Regions from separate parts of the Homo sapiens genome. Here region 2 is linked to region 1. A link is a contact called in ENCODE Hi-C or POLR2A ChIA-PET data. All regions are on one chromosome and are shown on one strand. The core of a region is the stretch at or near the end of the contact, and the rest is flanking DNA. Distances in the headings are between cores, read along the strand shown.

The links. A loop is a pair of places that touch in the nucleus more often than their neighbours do. ChIA-PET counts read pairs that join two places held with the same protein, here RNA polymerase II (POLR2A). Pooled maps may share reads with other maps.
Region 2: a map of Calu3 shows a loop between it and region 1 (6-fold over the local background). The contact joins the enhancer-like site here to the promoter of ELOVL4 in region 1. A Hi-C loop is called at or near these places in 2 of 168 maps with a recorded cell type or tissue (Calu3 and IMR-90), 2 of 37 single-sample maps with no recorded cell type and 12 of 50 pooled maps. POLR2A ChIA-PET finds 5 or more read pairs at or near these places in 1 of 52 experiments (CD4-positive, alpha-beta T cell).

What each region holds. Positions count from the first base shown.
Region 1 is chr6:79,945,044-79,949,923 of GRCh38, reverse strand. It overlaps ELOVL4 (ELOVL fatty acid elongase 4), which reads left to right and starts at 2,371. Exons shown (of 6, transcript NM_022726.4): 1 at 2,371-2,744. The coding sequence starts at 2,645. It overlaps LOC124901350, which reads left to right and starts at 291. Exons shown (of 2, transcript XM_047419628.1): 1 at 291-356; 2 at 1,913-2,537. The coding sequence starts at 2,109. The coding sequence ends at 2,537. It overlaps LOC124901351 (a long non-coding RNA gene), which reads right to left and starts at 2,119. Exons shown (of 3, transcript XR_007059656.1): 1 at 1,997-2,119. RefSeq lists a silencer at 2,262-2,311.
Region 2 is chr6:80,332,668-80,337,547 of GRCh38, reverse strand. The region is part of intron 9 of BCKDHB (branched chain keto acid dehydrogenase E1 subunit beta); the gene reads right to left. Among named protein-coding and RNA genes, the nearest start is that of BCKDHB, 230 kb to the right of the region's middle. Within about 2 kb of position 2,132, at least 2 of the 41 ENCODE cell types and tissues checked have a DNase peak (open chromatin) inside an H3K27ac peak, as active enhancers do.

The sequences.
Region 1 (4,880 bases), core at 1,122-3,621:
GGATGAGGCAGGAGGATAGCTCGAGCCCAGGAATTCGATGTTGCACTAACCTATGATTACACCACTGCAATCCAGCCTAGCTGATAGAGTGAGACCCTGTTTCTAAAAAGAAAAAAATATTGCTATTTTATACAAAAAAATTTATGATAAAATGTCCTCTCCTTTAGGTTTTGTAGGTAACTGTATCCTATTTGCATTTGATCCACATGAAAGAACTCTGTTCTCAAAGTTTGCAGATGCTGTTGTTGCTTGTATTTGCTTTTACTCTGTTATGATGCTACCAAGATTTTGGTTAGATGGCTGTTATTCTAGGTGGCAGACATGCGGGTTTCCCTCCCTTTGCACAACTAAACAAGGTAGGCTTTGGTTCTGGGCAGTCACTGGTATTTACAAACCACTTATTCATGCCAGGTAATAGGGTTCCAGATTGGGTAAGTTTTATGTTCTGGTTCTTGGTATATGTTTAGACAGCTTATAAATGTAAATAAACATTCTACTCTTACAGGTGGAGTGTGGACACGGTGATATCCGTGTGACCGCCATTCCCAGCTGAAGGTTATCTCATCTATGATTTTCTTATACGTGACTGGCACCCCCTAGTGAATAGGGACTTAAGTTGACCTCCACGGTAGAAGAAATACCAGGGAAATACCTGAAGCTGTTTTAACAATTTCTCCTTGTATTAAGTATTATGCTGCAGTTTTGCGTGTGTGAATGGAAGTATGGGTAGAGATCTGTTCTCCCTAAAAACTCCAGGATTCCACAATATAGAAATAGTAATCAAATTTTTAGGTGAAGCTCGAACTAATCCGAACTTTGTTAGATCATCACTGTAAATGAATGGGTATTTATCCACTCCCTAAATGAAGAGACTTGACTGGATTTCTTTTTTTTATATAGCTACTAGAATCTGTTACACATAATTTAGGATTGAGACTTGAGAAATTGTCATTCCAATCCAGAAAACTTTAGATTTGCAAATATATTTGACAAATTAATAAATTAACATTTTATTTGGTTAATTTCAAGAATAGGGCATTTAAAGAAGTCTGTGTTTGCTTTAGTTCGGCAATAAAGTTCCTGCCACTCACAATAATCCTTATTATTCTCTGAAAGACATGTTATATTTTTGTCATCATAAATATTTATTAATTACTGTTTATAGCACTGGGTTAGGTACTCATCAAGCAACCAAAAATAATTCTTACCATCTAGGATGCTTCCAATATAAAATATAGACAATATATAACCAGGTCAATTGGGAAATAGATCATTTCAGTATGATAAAAGATAGTATTCACATTAACAGTGTGAAAGGGCAGGAACAATAAGACACTTGACTCACTGGTCTTTAAAATGTAGCATCCAAAATGAGCAAGTGGAGAAAAGGTTAAACAAGTAGGTGACACATTTAAAAAACAAGTAGATGAAAGGACTATTCTCAAAAATCTTGTTTTATGTGAGAAACCATCAAATTATGAATTCCAAGTACTGTATTTTTTTTACTTTTCAAGGGTAGGCTCTCCTATACCTTATCTAAACAATTTTTCAAAATAGCCACAATTACTTTGTTTTCCTCTCTACACTAAATTGCCCTTTGCCTCTTGAGCGATTATCTTTTTCAGATTCACCTCAACTTCTTCAGGTTCAAGCGGACTTCACCTGTAAGCCCCTCTCGGTTCTCCCTCTTCTCTGAACTACTAATGGCCTAATTTAGCACAATTATATTGCTTTGTTCATTCCATGTATAGTAAAAGAGTCTACAAAACACATGCAAGCATTCATGCAATTATATGTTGATTTGTTCATGGGTCGACCCCAAAGTCTATTCTCCATCGCTGAAGCATGGAAGACAAATACCCTTCACTTCTTCAGAGGCATAACACATGCACTTCTCTTGTCATGGTGACAGGCATGTGCTGGTGGAGGTCAAAGAAACAGGAACACAAGTGAAATCGAGGTGAGTGTCAGGTAAGGACCAAAGCACCACGCCTACCTCATCTTTGCCCACAGAACACCCATTCTTCCCGTGTCCTGTTTCCCAGGACGTATCCGGGGCGGATAAGAAATCACCCGTGGGGAGGCGGTGAACTCCTCCGCAGGGGCCGATGCCCGGGACAGGGGCGGGGAAGGCTAATGAGGCGACTTGTGCGGGGAGGGGCCAAGGAGGAGCCCAGGTGTCCCGCTCCCGCTCGACGGCGCGCGCCTGCGCGAGCCCAGTTGGCGTCGCACCCTTGAGCGCAGCATCCCTACGCCAGCGAGTCCCAATACTAGGGAGGGAGGGAGGGAGGAGGGGCGGCCGGCCCCCCGCCCCCGCGCGCGGCCACGTGACGCCGGCTGAGGAGATTGGAGGGGCGGCTGCGCGAGGCTGCAGACTGGTGCAGCGCACTGTGCTGGCGGCTGGGCCTCCTCCACCTCCTCGTCTTTCTCCCGGGAACCTTGACGACGCCTTCCGCTTGGCCCTGCCTTCTGCCGCATCCCCGCCGCCGCGGCGCCTTGAGGAGCAGGAGAAGACGCAGCCGGGCCGCCGCCGTTAGAGGGGTTCCCGGCCGCCGCTCGCCCCGTCGGCCGCCACCGCCTCCGGGGTCAGCCCTCTCTCTGGGTCTCCGCTTTCTCCTGCCGCCAGCGCCCGCTCATCGCCGCGATGGGGCTCCTGGACTCGGAGCCGGGTAGTGTCCTAAACGTAGTGTCCACGGCACTCAACGACACGGTAGAGTTCTACCGCTGGACCTGGTCCATCGCAGGTAAAGCCGCTGACTTCCCCATCCTCGCTCGGTCCCCCGCGGGGGGTCACCGGCCCCTGGTCTCGCAGCTCCCGGGCCCGGCCCCACAGGCCCCCGCGCCCTGCGGCTTTCGGATGCTGCGGATCAGCGGAGGGGCCGGCGCGGGCACTGCGGTTGAGCACTGGTTAATCTGATCCGAATGTTAAGGCCTCCCCTCCCCCGACACTCGCAGGGTTTTCTTCTGAGCTCCCTCCATCTCTCATCAGCTCTCGGATGCGGGAGCTGACATATCAGATGGAGCCTGTGCAGCCAGGAGCTCCTCGCAGGAGCCGCCCCACCCTGTGCTCCCACATCTCCCGAGCTCGCCTCCCTCTTCCCCGTGCACAGGATTCCTTTTAACATTTAGTCCTATTTTGTATGGAGAGCGGGCTGGGGAGGAAGGAGGGCTTCAGGGGCAGCTGAAGGTACAGGAGGTTTCTTCAGCCTCCTGGTCGCTTTGACAGAACCCTGCTAATCTTTTCTTCTATCTAGCTCCTTCATCTATAGTATAATTCGGACTGAAAAGTAAAATAATATTGTTTGGCTCCTTGAACCTTGAAGAATGTTAGTTTCCGAGGCATTTTCAACAGCAAATATGTTTGAAGTGATTGTCTATAATGGCTTTGCGCACTGCAGTGCAGTCAGGGGGAGGGGGAGGCCAAAACACCGGGGAAGAAATCAGTCTTTAGGAAGGGGGTCTCTACAGCAACACCTAGAGGTTGTCCCAGATGCCTACATATATACAGTTCTTAAATCAGCAAACTTTTCTTTAGCTGTTGCAGTTAATTTGGCAGGGCTGTCAATTGTTTGATTTATGCAGCTTTCCTAGCGTCCAACTGTGATATTATATTTTTACATTGTACTGTTTATTTCTTCATTTGCTTCGCTGCTTTTGATTTTAAAGCATTTAAAAGTCTTTGAAATCTAAAATAAGGTTTAAAGGATTTCAGAAATGATTTTACGAGGTCAATTTTTCTGGTCCTTTTGCAGTATCACACTGCATCCTATCAGTGAAGGATATTAACGTTCCATCTTATGACTCTGCCTTCCCTACTTCGAAATGAAAATGTACTCCTGTAGTTTTTGTGTTCATTGTTGTTAGAGGAAATTAGACAGTGGTTACAGCATGAATGTAGTCCGATACATAGGGCTTATGTTTTGGGAAAAACGTATGCTGGAATTATTTTTGTGAGAGACAAAATGATTATTTGGCATTAATACTGCATTCACTTCTTTAGAAAAGTATGTTCTTTTTCAGAAGATCTCAACTTTGACACTGGGAAATAAGCTATTTAATAAGCCATTACAGCTGAAAATGGTTAAAAGGCAGTTTTCAATGGAGTGTTTCTTCAGTTTTTTTTTTTGTTTCTATGCGCTATTACACTGATGTTACACTGTACCTGCAAAAACTGGGAAAGATGTGCCCTTCCCTTCACGTCTGTGATTTCGGTTCTTTAAACGTTGCATCAGGGCTTCCCATTACACAATTGTATAGAGCTGAACATCAGACAAGTTCTTTAGCAGGTAATTGCACTTCGCACACCTAGGAGTCAGACACTGTTGAGATACTCCAGTCTCCATATAGCCAGAGCCACACCCAGGAGTTCTCGGTCCTGTCATTCCTATCCTATCCCGGAGCTTTCCCATCTCTTGAGTCTCAGAAGGAAAAATTGAGGGCAAAGGTAGAATACACCTTTCTGTGATGGTGAATTCCTTCCTGATGATGTTTGTGTAAAAGAAACCACACACACACAAATGAAACAGGAAATTTTGTGCAGTTGCCGCATGTGAAAGCTTGCTACTAGGCTTCGAAGGGCATATAAAATAATATAATATTGTGGGCCAAGCCTGAGAAGTGAGAGTAGCCTTAGAACACAAGTGACCTCTCACTAGCAGGCCGAAGGAAGGTATTTGCCTATGCTTTGACTATCCACTTACGAAACCTGAGACTGCTTCCTTGCTTTCTGTAATGAGCTACCTTATGTAGGCAGATGGTATTTCTTAACCAACAGAGAGGCTTAGTGGATATAGTCTGTTCTGCTGTACTGCTGTGTGAGGAGGAGTATTTTTCAGGTCCAGGCCGAATAGACCTGAAGTCTGTGGTGTCCCATTTACGTT
Region 2 (4,880 bases), core at 883-3,382, 390 kb before region 1:
TTTCTTCTCTAGGAAAAAAACATTAAGAAATAGTTTTAAATGCTGTGTGAATGTGCTTACTTTTAAACCTAAATTGGAACACCATTTAGTCCTTAATTATTAAATTAATAAAACAGCAGATATTCTGCTTCTAAATGCAATTACCTTCTAGAGGTCATAATTAGTAGTATAAGAGTTAAACTCTAAGAATATGAGAAAAACAAAACCAGTATTCTAAAATGATGTATAGTTGATACTTTTGAAGTCCGTGAACTCACAGATTTATATTTGTCCTAGTTATGTAAGGCTAGACATCACTCAGCTTCCAAATATTATCACAGAATATTTACTTTAAATTTGTTTTAAATCTGCCATGAACATTTGCCCATAGTCAAAACATGAGTTTTAGCAAATGAGAAAAAAATGATTCTGGTCTCTTGAATCACACTTTCTCAGCAAATGAGTCACAGAAACCTGTGAAGGCAGTATGCCAACAACTCCAAATTAATTTCATTACTGAATTAAATAAACAGAACTTTACGAATGTAAAATATTATTTTTCATTTAAGCTAATGCTTTAAACAATACATATCATGTTTGAAAAATAAAGTTTAAAAATAGTATGTACCCAATTTTTCAAGAGCATGGATCTATCAAATTAATTATTTGGAAAGCAGAGTCCCTAACCTACCCCCAAACTAATAGGATGCTCCCCCAAATGTTAGAAGTATGCTTATTTTATTTTGTTAACACCATGCACATGAGATGCACAGAACAAACACTCATTGATATAAGGTCTCTCACTTTTAAAACACAGTTGAACCAATGAGTAAGACAGTAAATAATATAATTTCATCCAGATTTGTATAACACTTAAAATATTATTATCAAGCCTATTTCAACAGTGCTTCTATGTAAAATCATAATCTTGACTAAATTAAAATCTGAGATCTCTATTACTTAACTTCACTGAACTATCTTCAATGCCTGCTGACTTAAAAAAAAATCCATCTCTTCCTCCTTAATGCAAATTACTGGCAATCTGGTAAATTTGGTTTTTTTTTGTTTTTTTGGTTTTTTTTGCTAAGATTTCTTTCCGCTAGTTAAAGAATGGAACTGAATCCTAAATTAGGATTTTTATTTAAATTCAGATTCCATTTTTAAAGTGGATGCTTATTTTTTGAAGTTAGAACGAAATGTTATTTCTGATCTAAATGGGTTTCCCTGGATACAATCTAGCTGCCTAAAACAAAGTTGGAGAATGGTATTAACAAATTCTTAGAAATAATTAGTAGTTCAAATTCAACAGCTGTGTCAGAATAAAATCATACATTAATATAAAATTGTCAGAACCTCAATATATTACCTATAGAAACTGAAATAAATTTTAAAATCAAAATTTAACATTAAATCAATAATTTATGTATTAATTTAGAGATTATAACAATTTTAAGAATATGAATTACTATTTTCTCAAAACTATAGCTTTATAAATTTTGCTATTTTAAAATCAGAAATAAGTAACAACAGGGAAGTGACAACTCATTTCTGTAATTTATAATCTTACATAAAGTCACTTTTTAAAAAAGTACACTGTGCTTATTGTTGTCCAGAGACCATACTTAAATATTTTAAAATATTAACTCATTTCAATTTTTATAAAATCTAAATTAGCAATCATAAAGGTAAGAACTAGCACCTCATATAAACCACTTTGTTTTTCCAGGTAAAATCTGTAAAAGCTTGTTTCTGCTTTCAAATTCTCCCCTGCATAGTCTTGAACTATCAAAGTTTCCTCACCATTTTCACCTGCAGAGCACTGTGAGAAACAACGGCAAAAAAAAATTTTCTTCACTAAATCTCTCTGCAAAACATTCTGTTTATTTGCTGTAGTCAGCCTCTAAAGATGTTTGAGGCTTTAAAAGTTCAAAGTCTAAAATTTAAATTCTTTATGAGATACACTATGTGCAAGTTTTGACATTTAAAATGTACTGGGCTACCATGCTTTTGTTAAAACACTTTACATTCAATAAAGAGGAAAAAAGGCAATGCTCTCAAATTTCCACAGACGCTGAAGCTTCTCAAATTTTATAGTTCAAATTCTTCCTATAGAAGAAAGCACTGACGGCAACGTTTGAAAGTGGAATTTCCTTAGAATGTGGAAGCATAATGATAAACATAAGCGACTTGCAGCACTGGGTCATCTCATGAACAAATCGCTCTCTGTAAGGTAGGATTTCTGATTTGCTTGGCACCAAGAAATGTAAAATACTCCTGAAAAGTGGCTTTTGATGATCATACAAAGCATTCAATTTTTCTTCTTTTTTTTTTTTTTTTCCCACAAAATTCTTCATCTAGCAGTCTTAACACCACCAAATGGTGTTCTGAAGACAGAAATCAATCCTGGCTAAAGCAACCAGACAATTCTTTTGTCTCACGAAACAGAAAACATATTCTTTTAGAATTTGAAAGATTAGAGCTACATTAAGATTTCTCCTAAAACTTGTTACTGTCCCAATTTTGCAACCTGTTTTTAAGTTTGAAGACTAATTACAAAACGAAACTACCAGAATAGAGTGATTTCTCCCTCTCTGGCACCATCTTTCTAAAAAGTATGAGAAGCCAGACAGTTTTTGAAAGGATTAAATTAGACAAAATAAAAAGTATATATATATACATATAAAAAATGATGACTGAAATATTTGCTATTTTACAAATTGTAATCTTTTGATAAAACAGTTTTATTTTACTGCTTTTTCCCTTCTCTTTAAATATGCTAAATTTCTTTTAGTGTATGTTTAAAAGAATGCAAAGGACTTGCTAAACATAAAAAAGACAAGAAAAGGGGGAGGGGGGAATCTATTTTTATCTACACAATGCCAAAAGAGATGTACCAATGTTTTTACTAAAATTAAACTTTTTTTTTTTTTTAACAGTTAATCTTGGGTGCCATAGCAACACAGCCTTTAAAGCTTGGTTTTGCTCAGTGAATAAATCAGACCAAGTCATTTTTCAGCAGTTTAATTCCAGTCACCAGATCACTGCAATTTTACTAATAAAGCACAGCAGAAATAAATGTTCTATACTATCATCATTAGGGAAATGTAATCAGAAATTTGTTAATTGAACCCCATTAGTAAATTTATCTTTGTACTCTCAAAGTTTAATAATTGAACAAATTAACAAAGCAAACAAGTTTCTGGCAGGAATATCTGACCTAAGTAAGAAAAAATTGCTTGAAATTGCCCTATTATTTATATGCAGATGATTTTTGCTAGCATGATGAGTTCAAACTATTCATTAAAACACATCTAGCAATTGTAATTATTGTTTGTATCCAATGGAAATAAAATTCAGAATTCAAAATATACTTTTCTACTATATTTACCCTATGGTTCAACTTTAAATTTGGTTAGTATTTTATACAAAGAAGTCTTTCAGATTGAATGTCTTAATTTGCATGCACACATTTTCACATTCAAATTTCAAGAACTGGGAGACATTTCAGAATTAGGGGAAAAATACACATGCCTCCTTTTTTACTCCCATAATTGGGTAAATGGTATGCTGATAAGATGAGCCCAGTTTTATACCTATTTTCACAAAGTACATATTACATGCTCAGTATAGACAAATTTCTAATAAATCTGATAAAACCATTGATCCATTAATGAAGAGGTAGTTAGTGACTGGAATCTGGTTCTGGATACTTTCATAGTTAAGTATAAAATATAAAATTAAAAATGCCCAGAGATACTATTTATTAATAAACTTAGGTAAACTAAATGTATATAGTTCATATAAAAAGCTATTAGTCACATATTTTGTTTAGATGAACCAGGGCATTTACTTAATAATTTTTATCTACTTACTTGGGGCTAAACTACATAAATTCAATCATGTCCCTCAATTAGGAATTACAGGCTACTAGAGATACAGGAGTTTGTGTATTTGTCATACACCAAAGATAATGACTTATATAAGCACCCATGGACACGCAAACAATTCCGTGCATAATTGGCACATCCCATCCTGGCGGAAATCCAGAGAAACAACATGGAGGCATATAGAAAAAAAATGTATTTGCCCATATGCCTGTTTTAAAAAAGGAATATGTGCATGTGTACAAAGAACAAAAAAACCCAGCTATTTAGTTACCCAGACTAAATAGTAACCACACAGATATTATTTAATCATAAATAAAAATAGCTGTTTATATAGTCTCCTTTAATCCTTTCAACAACTTTATGTAGTAGTAAAGACAAGAAACTGAAGCTGGGAGAGGTTAAGTGAGGTGACCACTATCACACAGGTGTACAACATTTGCTGGTATATGCACCAAGGCTCCTGGTTAATTTTAGGTGCACTGCATAAGACTTCAGGTTTAAGTTTTCGTAAAAGTCTTGCTTGGATACAAGGGGAATTCTGTACTTAGTGCTATTATTGTACCTATGAAAAAGAGACTAGTAGAATTATCTGCATGTTTATGTCAAGTCCAATAAGGATTTTAAAAACATTTATAAAAAGCTTAGCCGTTTAATTCCTTTTTGGGGGAGCTAGGGGGTCGGTCATTGGGGAATACAGGATCTCTTTAATCAGAGTTACAGTAGGTTCCGTACGAATTTGTACTTTTTTTTTTTTTCTTTTTAGTGCTTGCTGGGAAGATGAGCAAGTAAGAGGAAGGATGGACATGGGTGGAACTTTCTGATTAATTCCTAGCCGTTTGCCTGCATGCAGGGCATGAGCTGCCACTTGAGTTCTAAAACTGGTTTTGAATTCTGATTTGAACCTGATTCTGACTTGAGATTTGATGGTGAACATATGGTAGGATGTAAGTTTGAAGGTGTTTTTTTTTTTTTTTTACTATAAGGGTAAAAAAAATCATCAGAGTGCTTCATCAA